Linked DNA regions of Mus musculus: region 2 is linked to region 1. Evidence: chromatin loops called from intact Hi-C (ENCODE). Cell type or tissue: left cerebral cortex. All regions are shown on one strand.

Region 1 (8,000 bases):
GCTCAGGTCGTTCACAGATAGGCTGACAGGTCCCAATCACGAGGAACAGTCCAGCCTGGCAGGCAGCCCACGCCTGCAGCCACATGCTCAGGCAAGGCAGTAAACAAGTGGGTTTCACAGGGCCTGTGGCCGCACCCGCTTCCTGCACAAAACCAATCATAATTTTTTTTCTTGGATCTCCCAAACCTTTGCTTTGTAAGAAATTTCCTATCTCAGTATAAGACATCTTTACTCAGCATTTGGTCAGGACAAAAAAATTATAATATTCTTTCTCTCCTACTCTATAGTCAAACTATGTTATTTCCTGGGGATAGATCCATAATTTATCATATGCTATTTAAGCTTTATCACTGCTACTACTGTGGCCTGTCCTCTGCCACACAGCCATTGCTGTAACCTAGTAACTGGTCTAGCTTTCAGTTTTCACCCTCGTATGACCTATGGATAGACCTGTCAGAGTGAAAAAATCTATAAATCAACCTTTTTCTCTCCAGAGTCTCCAGTGGCCTCTCATCTCATGCTGAGTTGAAGCTGAAGTTTTTATGATGTCCCCCAGAGATCCATATCAGCTGCCCATCAGATCTCAACCTTTACTGTTTCTATGACCTAAGTTCCTTTCTCTCCTCCCCTCTCCCTCTGACCCAGTCACATTCCTACAGTCTTCCTGGGATGTCTTGCTTCTTTCAAGGCCTGTTCAAATGTCACCTTGTTGGAAGAGCATTCTCTGACCGCTGTGTGAAAAATAAACAGCTGTAGCTCACTCTCACCTTCCTTCTTCTGACCTATTTTTCATCATAGCATTTGTAATCACCTATGGTCTGTGTTTCTATAAATGTGGACATCATCTTTCTCCCTCCACTAGAAAGTAAAGTTTTGGAGAGTGAGATACTGTTATGTTTATTTTTATATTCTTAGTTCCATGACTATGATAAGTAAATGCGAAATGAATACATGGATGAATGAATGAAATCCCCAAATTGTATAATTTTAGAGGGAAGATAACATGTTTTCTATAAATCTGTGACTATTCTTAACTCATTCAAGTTAAGATATCATCATGTTAATTTCCCTTAAATAACTTCATGCATACCCATGAATACAATATGATCAAGCTGTGTGTCTGTTTTAATAAGATTTTGATCACAAATATCACTAAATGTTTCCTAATAGACCCCATGAAATTCACAGTTTAATGTACTTCTAAGCTATTTAGGGTTAAGAACCAAGTTGGACCCTTGTGTTTTAACTAACTGCTCAAGAACAAAAAGAATATATATGCCTTTGATTTCCTCTCTGCTTGACTTCAGCTACGGGTATTTTAATGACTCGGGTGACAGCCAGGTTTGGAGACTGCTCTGTAATCACTGTTGATCACACTAGATGTTCTCCTCCAAAATCTAGGACATGATTGAGAACTGGAATGAAAGGGAAGCAGTGACTAAGGCATCATTACACAGCACAAGGACACTGGCTGGTGCGATACACTGAGCCTTCTATTCAGGGCAAAGCTAATTGAAGAAAGAATTTGCTTCCCCCAGGATTAAGATACAAGTGTGGCCACATGAAAGCATTCTGTAGGCTGCTGTACTTCTGCCTACTTGGAAGCTCAATGCTATGTTTTTTCTCACACTAACTAGCAAGGCCTTTACTCATATGCTTTGAAAATTAGAAGCAGAGGGTATTTCTTAGAGTAATGAATGTTTTGTCTGAGACATACTAACATGTGTTTTGAAAGAAACTAAAAAAGTAACATATAGTTTATGGAGACTTAAAATAGATCTTATAATCTGGTGAGAAGGACTGTGCATCTCGTCCACCACCTTAGAAAATACAATCTTTATTCAAGCATTAATATTTTCTGCTGAGATCAGATTTTTTATTTCAGCAGGCTAAGAAAATGTACTTTACTTCCTATATTGAAGGATAATATTCACTGAAGGATATAAATCATAATATGAAATAATTTTATTCTGCTTATCAAAAAGTAATGTCTAAAAAACCTACAGTGAAGTTACCATACTTAACTCACTACCAATGTGAGGTACCAATAATAAATAAATAAATAAATAAATAAATAAATAAATAAATAAATAAATTTTAGAAGGTACTGAACTAACAATCCTTATAATCTCCAACCTGGTAAAAACCTAAACAGATAAACAATATCAGCAACCAGCATTGTCTCTCTTTGTTTTCTCTACTCAGTGACTGATTCTGCACTACTTACAACTCCTGAGTCTCACTAGGACCCAAAGCATTTGGATGAACTTCATGTGTTGGAACAGACCCAAATTTAGCATACCTAGGGAGTACCAACTTCCTGCTCACCAGGCCATACAGTGAAGCATCTGCAGTGCCAGTCAGGAAGGATGGGACTGCTCTCTAGCCCCCATCTTCCTGTCAGCTCTATCTATCCTTGAAATCTACTCTGCCCTGGGTATTTCAGCTTTGAGAAAAAAAAAAAAAAAAACCAAAACTGTATGCAATCTCTCTTCTGCTTGCAGCCAGAGACGGTTTTCTACTTTTCCAGGGTTTACATGATTAGCTTGAACCCAGGTAGATAATCCAGGATAATCCCTCCATTTGGAACACTGTGGCCCACAGGTAATTTTCGCTGTGTATTCACAGACTGCATGGGTGAAAATGTGAACTTTGATCCTGGGGAACATCCGGCCAGTATCTTCATTTTCCTCATACCCCAGAGTTATTTGTTGTTAATAGTTTAGTCTGCTGACCATATTACAGTGTGGGCTGGTAAGCGCTGAGAAAGACTGAACACAAAACTTAAAACAGTGAAAACTTTCCCAGACTGTAGGTTTAATTAGCCAAATGGAAAGGCTGCCTCCCTGCTAACAGAAATACATAGGAGAATTCCACTCACTGTGAAATATTGGCAAAGGACTTGAACAGATAATTAGAAATCCGAGACAATGTGCTTCTTCCAAGGCAGTTTTGGGAAATCATAGGGAACAGCTTATTGTCTGTGGACAGCTTTTAAACGCTTGGACGTGAGCTAGTTTACACTAATTTCAAGTCCAATATTTATGCCCAATCTGTTTCTTAAGTGACATTTCCAGTCCCCCATTTCTAACTCTCCTAAATGAAAAAAAAAAAACAAAAAACAAAAAAAAAAACAAACAAACAAACAAAAAAAAACCACACTAGCATTTCTCCAGTGTGTGCATACAGATGATGCTTAAAAAAAAAAAAAAATAGTAAGAAGAGGGTGGTCTTTGAAAGTCACTAATTCTTTGAAACACCTGTATCTGACTTCTCGTTTATACATGTTACAAGAGACAGATGCCAAGGGAGGTCTGCAAAAGTCAGCTCGGATTATAATTTTCTTAGGATCTCTACTGCACATGAAGACCTATAGAATCAACGTCTGAGAAACTGTAGTAAGAGTTCTTGGGAAGCATTTCATGCTACCGTGCCCCACATGGAGTTCCTGGTCTCACCAAGCTTTCCCTTTCCTGGAACAATCAACAGAGAAAGTTCAGGGTCAAGGGTGCATCTCCCAGGAAGAAAGTCCTTCCGAGCCCGGCTTCAGAAAAATGTCAAAGTCCACAAGGCTTTTCTGAATATGGACCCTCATAAGGCAGAGCTTCGCTCCCAGGAACCCACATGGGATCCTGTCCCTGGGATGCCTCTGTCCCTTTTCCTCTCCACTGACACTTGGAGTAGCTCAGTTTTCTTTGCAGATCGTTGTTCACCATCCCTAATTAACACTGTAGGGAAATGCAGCCCACAGATTGCCTTCCATCCCTTTTGTCCCTTTAATGAGCGCAATTTTTTTAATAATTTGCTATAAACTTGACTGCTTAGAAGCAATAAAATTGGACGCTATTCAGCCATAGTACTGGCCTAGTTTTTGATCACTAGATTGTATAGTTCTACATAAATTCTAGACATCACAATTATCCCTTCTGGTACACTTAATGACTACTTGTTTCATTATGTTGAGATTGAACTAACAGTGAAGGGAGCCACTGGCTGTAAAGATGCCAGCCTATTGGTTCCTGTCTTCTCATGAACGCCTGGGCCATATTTTCTGAGTGAGGGTCTAAGTGTCAATAATTAACACACATTAGGATAACTGGGTTTTAAAGAGAGAAATGCAGACCACCAGAGACCCTGGCCTGTCCTTTCCATGACTCTCCTGTGTTCCACTCTTTCATGTAAACACACTATAATAAATCCATGAAACTCATTTTCCCAAAAGAAGCAATATAATTTTTAAGTTTTATCCTATTTATTGTTTCTACTGGGGTAATTTTGCTCATGTACACTATCATAGAAAGTTTGAAAACATCACAAAATAAAAGTTAAAAAAAATGGCTCATAATCCGAACAATTCTCATTCTTTGCTGAAAAAATACAAATAAGTTCACACCACAAGAACCAAACAAGGCTTAACTTGTTTGTAGTACTCTCTGGCAGCATTCAACCATCCGCCCAGCGCTGCTCCCTCTACACAGGGGGCTCCTGAACCAAAGCGTGGATTAATCTAAGAACCAGGCACGGAAGAAATCAGTCACAACAAAGCTGGAGTTTGGCTCAGAACCACCTCTGAAAAGCCGCAAGTCTCGCGTCTGTAAAATGCGCCTTTACTGCCCTCTAGCGTTCCTCTTCTCGATTCCCTTGCGGAACCGGAAAAGCTGGAGATCAAAGGGAGAGAATGATTACAATAGAAATTCAATTCTCCGATATCAGAGAATTCCTATTCAGGAAAAAATAAAATAAAATATAACCTGAAGCTGTTAATTTCTTGTTCTCCTCCCAACTCCAAATTTCCTGATTAACAGAACATTGTCTTTAATTTCTCTCTGACGGCGCTTTTATCTTAAGAGAAATGATTACTGTGATGAGCCTATAAATACAGTTACAGGTTTGTTTTACGTAGTTGGGGTTGTGAAACTGGTTAGTCTTATGTGAAATAAAAATATCATAAATAAAAAGAGAACAAATTTGTTAAAGAAGGACAAAGATGACAATATATCACAAATTATAAGAAAGATTATTCAAAGGAAGATAAAAGGCTCCGTGGTGTAGCATCTGCCCCGAGATTTTACCTTCTTCCCTCATACAGAAGACTCAAAAGGATCTCAGGAGCTAAAAGTAAAATTAGCTTGGCTATATTCAAATTAAAACGAATTTTCATCAAATCCTCAAGTTTTGAAGCCCAAAGAAATGACAAGAATTTATGTGGATAATTAGCTTATCTCAAAACAATACTCTTTTAACAGCTACGTGACACATAAAAGACATGTGAGTAGATGAAAACAGAAGACTACGGCTTCAAACGCATCAGTTAGAAGGTGAGAACGAGCAGATGTGCTCACATTGGCCTCACAGTAATCGAACATGCTCACCAATATTCCTCCATATTTGGACTGCTCACATTAGCAGAAATGTTTTTAAAGTGCTGAAAAAAAGAAGGTATAAAATCAACTTTTGCATATCTTAATGGTTATTCTTTTTTAAAAAATCAGATGACACCAATTTTTTTAGAAATATCCATACCCTGAAATAAACCATGTTTTTGTACGTAATAGCCTAAAAGAATATTCTGAAATGTATAGTGTTCATTGTCAAAGGTGTTTTAAGTGCAGATACTAGAACAATGTAACATAGCTTCAAGTAGAAATACACACACACACACACACTCTGGAGACTAGGTCTCAGATAGGAGAATTATTGATCCTCTCAACCTACCTTAAAAATAGCTACTTCCTAAAATCCATAAAAGAGAAAAGAGGAAGGAAACATTTTTTGGAATGACACTGACTTTTTCTTTTATTGAAAATATTTTTTCACATAGATGTCCTGATAATAATTTCCATTTCCTCTCCTACACAAATCCATAACCTTGGTTACAAAACAAACGGGTATATATAAATAATATTAAAATAAGGTAAAGTAAAAACAGGCAAATTGGAATAGAACAAAACAAACAAACAATCAGAAGAAAAGAGCCAAAGAAAAGTATAAGAAACACATGTGGATACACACACAAACACACACACACATTATCACACACGGAAATCTAAGTAAAACACAGACCAAAAACCATAACATAAGCAAAAGCCCTATAAGGTTAAAAAAAAAAAAAAAGGAGGGACTGAAGGAAAATGGGAGAAAGGAGAGAGAGAGAGAGGGAGAGAGGCAAGGAAGGAAGAAAAGAAGGAAGAAGGAAGGAAGGAAGGGAGGGAGGGAGGGAGGGAGGGAGGGAGGGAGGGAAGGAAGGAAGGAAGGAAGGAAGGAAGGAAGGAAGGAAGGAAGGAAGGAAGGAAGGAAGGAAGGAAGGATTGGTCTATGATTTTCTTTGTTAGGCTTTTTGGTGGTTTAGGGGTCAGGGGACTTGCTTCCTCATAAATAGAATTGGGCAATGTTTCTCGTGTTTTTATTTTGTGGACTAATTTAAGGCGTATTGACAATAACTCTTCTTTGAAAGTCTGATACAATTCTGAGTTAAAGCCAACTCCCAATCTGTTCTTGCTTGCTTGCTTGCTTGCTTGCTTGCTTGCTTGCTTGCTTGCTTGCTTGCTTTTACATTTATTTCTTGCTGGTTTGTTTTCTTGGTTTGTTGTTGTTGTTGCTGTTGTTGTTGTTGTTGTTGTTGTTGTTTGAGGGGTGGTGAAGAATTTTAATTACTGCTTCTATTTCATTAGGGGTTATAGGTTTAAGTTGCTTATATGATTTTAACTTAACTTAGGTAGATGGTATATATCCAGAAAATTATCTTTTTTTTTGTCTATTTGTTTCTTTTGTTTTGTTTTATTAGATATTTTCTTTATTTACATTTCAAATGTTATCCCTGTTCCTGGTTTCCCCTCCAAAAATCCCCTCCCCTATCCCCTCCCCCAGCCCCCTGCTCACCAACCCACCCACTCCTGCTTTCTGGCCCTGGCATTCCTCTACACTGGGAACTTGACCTAGAGCTGAACCCAAGCTGAACCCAAGTACCAGGAAGGACATCATGGTTTGTCCTTGGCCACACCCTAGCTACTTATTAGCAACAGCCAATCAAAGATTAGTCTGATCATTTCAGATGTACTTTCAGACCATTTATAATGGTTCATGGTTTTGCTTCAGAGCCCTCACCTGTCAGCTTACAATAGTCACACAATTAGATGCTTGACAGGATGAAATCCCTCCTTAATTGCCATTTCCTATAAAGCTTTGTCCTGCTAAGAGCTCCACCTTCCTGTCCTGCTGCATTACTGATGTGGTGTGGCCCAAGCTCTAGCTTGGAAATAAAATACCATAGTGCTATTACATCTACACTGAAGTCAGCTCCTGGGTGGTCATTTGGGGTTAATGAACACTTCCTGGCACAACAACTAATGAGATGGCTGTGCTCAGGAACTGTCTCCTAACAATCCACATTTTAAGATATTCCAATTTGGTGGAGTAGAAGTTTTTAAAGTATGCTTTTATGATTTTCTAGATTTCCTTGGCATCTGTTTTTATGTCCCCCATTTTCATCTCTAATTTTGTTGATTTGGATTTTCTCTCTCTGCCTTTTAGTTAAATTGGATAAGTGTTGGTCAAAGTACCAACTCTTTGTTTCATTGATTCTTTGTATTTTTTTTTCTATTTCATCCCTGAGTTTAATTATTTATTTTCATCTACTCTTTTTGAGGGTTACTTTTTCTTTTGTTCTAGAGGTTTCAGGTGTATCATTAAGTTACTAATATGAGATTTCTCCAATATTGTTATGTGGACACTCACAGCTGTGAACTTGCCTCTCAGAAGCCCCTACACTGTATTCCATAAGTTTAGGTCTGCTGCATTTGAATTTCATTCAATTCAACATTTTCAATTTCTCTCTTCATTTCCATCTTGACCCATTTTTCATTCAGTTGTGTGTTGTTCAACTTCCCCAAATTTGTAAGCTTTCTTTTGTTTCTGTTGTTATTGACATCCAGCCTTAATCCATTGTGGTCAAAAAGGAAACTGGGTGTTATCTAAATTTTCTTGTATTTGTTGAGACTTGT
Region 2 (8,000 bases), 1.5 Mb before region 1:
GAAGCTGTGATGAAAGGATGGACCATCTAGTTATTGCCATATCCAGAGATCCATCCCATAATCAGCTTCCAAATGCTGAAACCATTGCATACACTAGCAAGATTTTGCTGAAAGGACCCAGATATAGCTGTCTCTTGTGAGACTATGCCGGAGCCTCGCAAACACAGAAGTGGATGTTCTCAGTCAGCTATTGGGTGGATCACAGGGCCCCCATTTGAGGAGCTAGAGAAAGTACCCAAGGAGCTAAAGGGAACTGCAACCCTATAGGTGGAACAATATGAACTAACCAGTACCCAGGAACTTTTCTCTCTTGCTGCATATGTATCAAACGATGGCCTAGTCTGCCATCACTGGAAAGGGAGGCCCATTGGACTTGCAAACTTTATATGCCCCAGTGCAGGGGAAGGCCAGGGCCAAAAAGGGGGAGTGGGTGGGTATAGGAGTGGGGGTGGGGTGCGGGTGAGGGACCTTTGGGATAGCATTGGAAATGTAAACGAGGAAAATACCTAATAAAAATTTTTAAAAAAAGTTTTATAAGGAAGGAACCACATATGCTGTCACAGTATAATAGTTGATGTAACTTCCCACAGTACAGAAATCATTTTTAAGGTTATAATTTAAGAAATCTGTTTCAATGGTGTTGTGAAGAATATAATTTACAGCTATTGTTTTGTAGACAATTATAATCATCCTCATATACCAACATGTCATGGAAGTGCTCACTTTTAACTAGCTGCCATTGTTCTCAGAAAGGATATAGGTATTACTTGCTTTTTCAGTCCCCATAACTCCCATAAGACATTTTATTGAATTGCCTTAGGCCTTTGCCAGGGGCAATTACACTTTTTTCTTAGCTTTCATATTAGTTTTCTCTCCTCTGTTTTCATTAGGAACAGGCAATTATGGGATTATTAGTTTTCTGAAATTCCTATAAGAAAGAGGGCATCTGATAGAAAAGCACACACAGCAAAAGGCAGGAATTACAGCAGAAGATTTCATTTATACCCTAAAGGGAAAGATGATAGTATTTTAATTTACTATAGACAGGTTAAAAACTTCTCTGAGAAGGGCACTAACTAAAATCATGTTATTAGTAGATATGAAAACAGAGAGTTTCCTATATCGCTGCACCTTAAAAGGAAACATAGACAATAGATTAGAAATGGAATGATAAATCCCTGACAATAAATTCAGTTCCTCAGGGTTTCAGCTGAATGCATACCAGACTTATTAGGTAAGAATGACAAAATGTCTGCAAAGATATTTGAGAAGACACAGATACAAGAACTTTGAGAAGGTAAGTTTCCATAGTTCACAAACTTCATAAAGGCAAAACAAACTCAATGACCTCTTTCTAAGAATTTCTTCAGAGTAAAGCATAAGGCTGAGTCTAGCATGCATTGTTCTTGTTCCTCATCCCAGTGATCTCTAACCTTGACTGGTAAACACGCTCCAGCCTTTACCCTTTACACAATGTCTGTACTTCTACTGATGCCTGCTCACATATTCATTGCTTCACTGCACAACAGGTCTGACATGTCTTTCCTTTACTTATCTTCCTAGTTTCAAAGTTTCTATGAGAATCACTTTGTGACTTTTTCTCCAGACATTGTAGAGGGAAATCATACTGCATTCTTACAGTGTTGTGATAATTAATATTCTTCACTCTGAACTATATCCTGAATTCCATTACTGAAATGAGATTGTATCCTATTAGTTAACTGTTTCTAAAATTTCAAATGCTTTTTCATTCCTAGTTCACTGGTGAATATTCATTATTCAGATTAATAAATGTTTGCAAGTAACTTCACTTTTTATTATTTTTAGTGTTTATTCATTTATTAACTCCTGTCGTGAAAATCCATTTTTTCCATAAGTTTATTATTTGAAGACTTCTGAGTTCATTCCATGTGTTCAGTCATTCTAATTTGATTGCTTTTGAAATTTTGTGTTATAATCTCTTTATAATCTGTTTGTTCCCATACCAAATCTCATGAATAATTTTAAAGATTCCCTTCTCTTTATATGTATTTACATTTATCTGACTGGTATCTTATCTACATATATGATGCACCCTTTACATACTTCCACACTTAAACGTCCCTCTTTCTTCCTTGCAAATTTTCTTAGAGAAATCCCTCACCCTCTCCTCCACTTCCTTGATAACTGTCCTCTAATATTCTGGCTCATTTAGCAAGTCCTTCACAAATTAGAGTTCTTTCCACAAATATTTCTTTTGGAAATGTGTATCAGTGTTTCCACAGCACCTATATGACTAAGAAATGTTTTAAAGCTGTCCAAATTTGCATCTTGTTAGATATAGTGGCATACAAAAATGTTTGTGTGTGTGTGTATGTGAACATGAATGTGCACATGCCATGTCAACAATGTCATTGAAATGGCAAAGGAGAATACCAAGAACCCATCTCTATTGCAAACCACTCTAATACCTTGAAAGATTCTCTCATGAACTTACAGTTCTAGGATTTTCTTTCAGCTTGACCAGAGGCAAGCAAGTCCCAACAATATATACAAGATCATAGATATTGTGAAAATTCAATGAAATACTATGATGGGAAATATTAAGCAAATTTAACTGGTTCCAGTATGTGGCCTAGCTTCTTAATATGTCTTCACCACCCAAATAAACACACACACACACACACACACACACACACACAAATATTCACACACACACACACACACACACACACACACACACACACACACACACACACACACACACTCACACACTCACACACACATACACACCATGGCAGATTGTTAGAAAGGGCTCCCTGAGCTCAACTCAAGATGCTGGGTACATGCTCCACAGGTTTTAGCAAAGCAGTAACAAGAAACTTCTAGTCTTCAGCCCCTCCTCCACTCTCCAAATTTCATATACAAATTATTACTGTTGAATGCAATGTTTGGAAAGCTATTTTTTTCCCAACATTTTCCATCTGTTTACTAAATGTGACCTCCTGTGTTCTACTTCTTGCTTTACTGACTGACCATGAAATACATCTTGTCAGTTCTCTTTCCCATTTTGCCTAGGCAGCTGTCAGGTACCTGGAACAATGCTGGCCTTTGCTTTGGCTGCTTTTCCCTCCTGTGGGCTCCTCTCTTCCCCTCTACTGGCTGCCAAGGAGAAGCACATTTATTGGCCAGGCCCCCAGACAGATGCCTGCCCTACTCCCTTCCCCCTTTCTCTCCAGCCAGAAGTCACCTGCCAAGGGCTGGTGTTTGCTGCCTCCCCTGTCCACCTCCTCACACTGCTTCTGTTCAGCTCCATTTTTGCACCCTCTTCTGAAGTTCTCTGGTTTTGTTTGCCAGCCTGGCATACCAGCAGTCTCCAGCTAGCTCCTGCAGTTCTCTGGGCTCTGGATTCCCTTCAGACCCCCAGGCCTCTCTAATTTGCCCCCAGCATGCTGCCCATGTCAGCTGTTCACATTCATAATCCCCATTACCACCTTTGAGGTGGTGAGTGCTCCCACTTTCCTCAGCTTCTATCCATGTTCTACTGCTGTCTTCTCTCCAGTGACTCAACCTTTTTTCTCAGATGTAGTAAAGACCACATCTTTGGAACCCCTGCATTTTGATGAGTGTTTACCACTCATTTGATGAGGGTAGTTTCATTCTGGCTTTGACTGGTCTCCTACCAAAAACCTGTGCCTATTTCCTGAGCCTATAATGTTTCTGTATAATGTTTCTCCTGGGAGACAGGAGGCCACAGACTTAAGGGACCCTAACAAAGTTTTTGATGGCAGAAATTTGCCATCTCGGTCTTACAAACTTGGTGAGTCTGGATAACTGACCCAGACTACCAAGCACCACACAGGAACCTGGGTGTACTCCTGATTTCCAGCACTAGGGATCTTTTTGAACATCTTTAACTAAGATGCTGAATACCCTTCAGGACCAGGCCCAGACTGCTCCTCAGCTTCCACACGGGTCCACAGCCCAAGCCCCACCCAAGTTCTGGTTGGGGAGGGGCGCACTTGTTTTTAGATGCCTGGGCAAGGGGCAAGAGAGGTGTAGCAAGAATCGATTTTCTCTAGTGCTAGGTACCAGACATCTAGATGAGGGACAGGTAATAGGGAAAAAGAAGAGTTCGTCACGAACTAGGGCCTTTCGCAAGGGCCCGGTACCCAATCCAGTGTACCAGTATCTAAAAGGCATCCTTGAGTCTTCTCCTTTAAGAAGCGCGCCTGCGTGTGTTTCGGGTGAGTGAGTATGTGTGTGTGTGTGTGTGTGTGTGTGTGTGTGTGTGTGTGTGTGTGTGTGTGTGTGTGTATGGCCGAGCGCGTGCGCGCGCGTGTGTGGTTTGAGTGTGTGTGCGCGCGGGGCCCCCAAGATCCCCGCAGACCCCGGGAAGGAGGAGTTATGTAGATTACCGATGAACATTCTGGAGGGGAGCAGAGAGGAGGGAAGGAGCAGTGGAGGCAGTGAGCTGGGAGCGGCTGAGGCCCTTCCCGCAGAAACTGGGGGCACCGGCGGCGTAGGAGGTGGAGAAGGCGGAGGACGCACGGGCTGGAGGCGGCGGCTGCGACTCGGCGGCGCTGGGAATCGGAACCGCGGGTGAACTTGGGCGCCACGTTCCGGGCGACGGCCGGGTGAGGATGGTGAACACTTGCCGCCGCTGACCCTGCCTTTCCTCTGTTTCTCCCCGGCTGCCGAGCCTGGCGCCCATCCCCATCCCTGGACGGGTGGGTGAACCTGCAAGCTTTTACCCACCCCAGGACTGGATTTTTTTTTTTTTTCTTTTTAAAAGGAAACAGGGAGTGGACATTCGGAAAGAGGGAGAAAACGCAGGGGAGCTCGTCCATCCGTTGAGGCACAGTTCACTATGATCTTACTCGCATTCAGCTCTGGAAGAAGGTTGGATTTCGTGCATCGTTCGGGTGTGTTTTTCTTGCAAACCTTGCTTTGGATTTTATGTGCTACAGTCTGCGGAACGGAGCAGTATTTCAATGTGGAGGTAAGAGTACCATGCTTCCATCCTCTTGCTCGGCTGCTCCCTGGAACCTTTCCTTCACTTCTTGGATCCTTGAGGCTCAAAGCACATTGTTTCTCTTTCCAGTCAGCAACCAAAACCCTTGTTGAGTTTGCCAGGGTTCTAAGTGATGGATGCCTGGAGACCAACAATCCGTTATCCCCAGCTGCACAAAGCACCATGCTGCACGCTCAGAGACACATTGTAGCAGACCGGTGCTGCTTAGCCAGGAAAGAGGCAAAGCTCTATGTAGAGCAAATGTGTAGTTTTATAAGAAAGCTTGAGTTTATGCTGCATACATAGCTAGGGAAACCACATTGATGGTTGGCATCATGTGCCTGGGTATTGTTCCTGCAATATTTCTCCTTGTGGTCTGTGTCTAACAAAGGGAGGTAAAAATCAAAGAATCCAAGGAGAGTATGGGAATACTTGATATGCTTAATAACATCACTTTGTGATAAAACACTCAAGCAGACAGTGTCTTTCTATTAGACCTAACTTAATACGCTGTAACTAGATCTAACTGTACAGAGCACATGAAATCTATCTCCTCTAAGAGCCTACTCTCTCTCTCTCTTCCCAAGAGACTGGAAATAAATGTGGCCCCTTCTAATAGTTTGGAGTTGTGTTTTAAATTTGATTTCACACTGACATGACAAAGCCTAGACATCTTTGGTTGCCATTTGTTTTCCTGTGGTGCCTTTGGGAGCATATAGCAACAGCAGTGGGCAACTTAAGGAGAAGGACTTGTCAGACCTTCGTGAAAGTGCTCTTCCTGTCATCAACTGAGCTCTAAAGCTGGTCATGTGCAGTGAGTCGAGAAAAGCTGTGCACACCTGGGCTTTTTGTTGCACAGTTCCTTACACTAAAATTGCACTTAAGGTGGGGGGTGTGGGAGGGTCTGGGTAACACAAACTTCCCGTAGTTATCACAGCTTTATATATCTCAAAAAGAATTACCAGTGAATTAGCACCGATTGGTGTGGTTCTTTGCGGTTGCAAAGAACTGGCTCTTGTTCCTATTGTGTTAGGAGCTCCTGTTTACACAATAGTTGGACCTGTTGCACACGGTTTGAACATGCTTCATGGAACCAATTTATAAGCAAAGTGTTCATAATAAGTGCCAGGTGTGGAGGTAGAGTCTTCTATGGACTGTACTTTGGACTCCATATAACGGGGCAGAAGCAACGTATTTGAAAAAGTAAAAGCCAACATCACAGGAATTAAGGAAGTTTGCAGATGTTAAGTAGGGATATGTTTTAAAGAAACCACAATTTGAAAACCACACAATGGATTTTTTTTTTTTTTACATAAAAGCAGCAATGGAAAGCAGCTGAAGGTCCAGACTTTTCTGGATGACAAAGTTGAACTTTTGGAATTAGCTGTCATTATGGATTGTGTACTAACATTTAAATGAGTAGATAATTTAATTGCAATAGAGGAATGACTAGTTCATAGGCTGAAGGAATGAAACTGGCAAGCTGTTGTTAGTAATGCTATATACAGAACAGGCTGTTGCTTGGTGGTAGAGGATACTGTGATGTGGGGTGAGGCATAGTAAGTCCTGGTTAGCATCTTGCTTCCTGTGAGAATCTGAGGCTGAGTGGATAGCTGCCTGCTAGGAGAACTCTTAACTTACCATTGCAGGATTAAATGACATCAATGTTTTGATGATTATTAGGTTTGTTTTGTGAGGCTAAATCTAGGTTAGATTGTATTACTTTATATTGGAATCTCTCAGTCAGTTCAACCGGATATTGTTACCTGAAAGAGGTTGAGATACTTTTATAAAGATGATTTCTTCATTGCGTTTCAAATATCTCCTTCCATCTCTCAAGGTTTATGTGAAGAATAGTTTGCAGAGCCACTTTTCCAATTTTAGGGCATTTGAGTTATTTCAACCATGCTTATTAAACAATTCAAAGATTTAGCTGACAGATGAAAGAGTCATGTGCCCTCTGAGACCTTAGTAAGCTTACTTAACACAAAGGGACTTTTCTAATGATTTATAGGAGATTGTGTTTCATAGTTTGCATTATTTCCAAATAGCTTTTTAAGCTCTTTAGCACTTCTTTGGTTAGATGTCTAGGCTTCACACACACACACACACACACACACACACACACACACACACACACACACACACACACACACACAAACACACACACACAGATTCACACACATGTGATATTATATCAAGTAGCTGATAGTAAAATCAAATTATCATACAGTATCTAAGATAATAGAACAATTTCTTACTTGTGTTTGTGCCTGATGAATATTTACTCGATATCTCTTTGTAATAGGAAATGCTAGCGGAAAGAATATTGCATTACTTTCCCAGAAGAAGCACTTGTACCCTACACTCTAGTCTTGGCTGCAAAACAGACACAAAAAGCATGCTTTATTCCATTGATTCTCAAAAGCAAGCCAAAAAACCAACCAAACCAAACCAAACCAAACCAAACCAACCAACCAACCAACCAACCAACCAAACAACCAAATATCCAGCAGTAGTATCAATCATGCTTTAGGCTCCTAGTATCCTGATTTTTTTTCCCTAATATATACACTAAGTTATTAAGTTGGACCAGAGCTTTGGAGAGATTCCATTCATGCTGACAACTAAGATTACAATGTTTTATTCATTGAAGAACTTAATTTTTGATCATTCCCATACTTTTTATTTGTATAATTTAAGGTTAAAAGGTGCCTGTATTGTTTTTTTTTTTTTTCTCCCTATAGAAGGGGTTGGGCAGAGGTATTCATGTCAATTAATTCCTGTCTGATTTTAAGAAAATAAAGATTTAGAATGTCCTATTTTTAGAATGGGTGGTAGAAAAAATAATATTCTTATGGAAGCCAGTGATAAAGGTATTTTTGTGTGGTTTTGAAAAAGCAAATAGAGTATCAAATTAAAAAACAGATACTCTCAAAGATAGTACTATGGGTAGATTGCCTGTGTTTCTCTATTGCTCCTTAAGTCATCAGTGCATATTCGTCAC

What was found. Peaks named below come from ENCODE experiments on the same cell type or tissue, not always from the same donor. Only the 100,000 strongest peaks of a DNase experiment are listed, where the experiment ranks them.
Region 2: it touches region 1 in a loop (4-fold over the local background); 6 of 42 quality-filtered maps call a loop at or near these places.

The regions. Positions count from the first base shown.
Region 1 is chr4:19,328,497-19,336,496 of GRCm38, forward strand. The region is part of intron 3 of Cngb3 (cyclic nucleotide gated channel beta 3); the gene reads left to right. Among named protein-coding and RNA genes, the nearest start is that of Cngb3, 52 kb to the left of the region's middle. In left cerebral cortex, a CTCF peak has its summit at 4,626 (motif pointing left); DNase peaks (open chromatin) are centred at 1,475 and 4,606; H3K4me3 peaks cover 981 bases.
Region 2 is chr4:17,848,872-17,856,871 of GRCm38, forward strand. It overlaps Mmp16 (matrix metallopeptidase 16), which reads left to right and starts at 4,421. Exons shown (of 11, transcript NM_001379519.1): 1 at 4,421-4,616; 2 at 4,775-4,981. The coding sequence starts at 4,850. In left cerebral cortex, CTCF peaks have their summits at 3,212, 3,853 and 4,621; DNase peaks (open chromatin) are centred at 3,261, 3,611, 3,663, 4,407 and 3 more places; H3K4me3 peaks cover 4,622 bases; H3K27ac peaks cover 3,503 bases.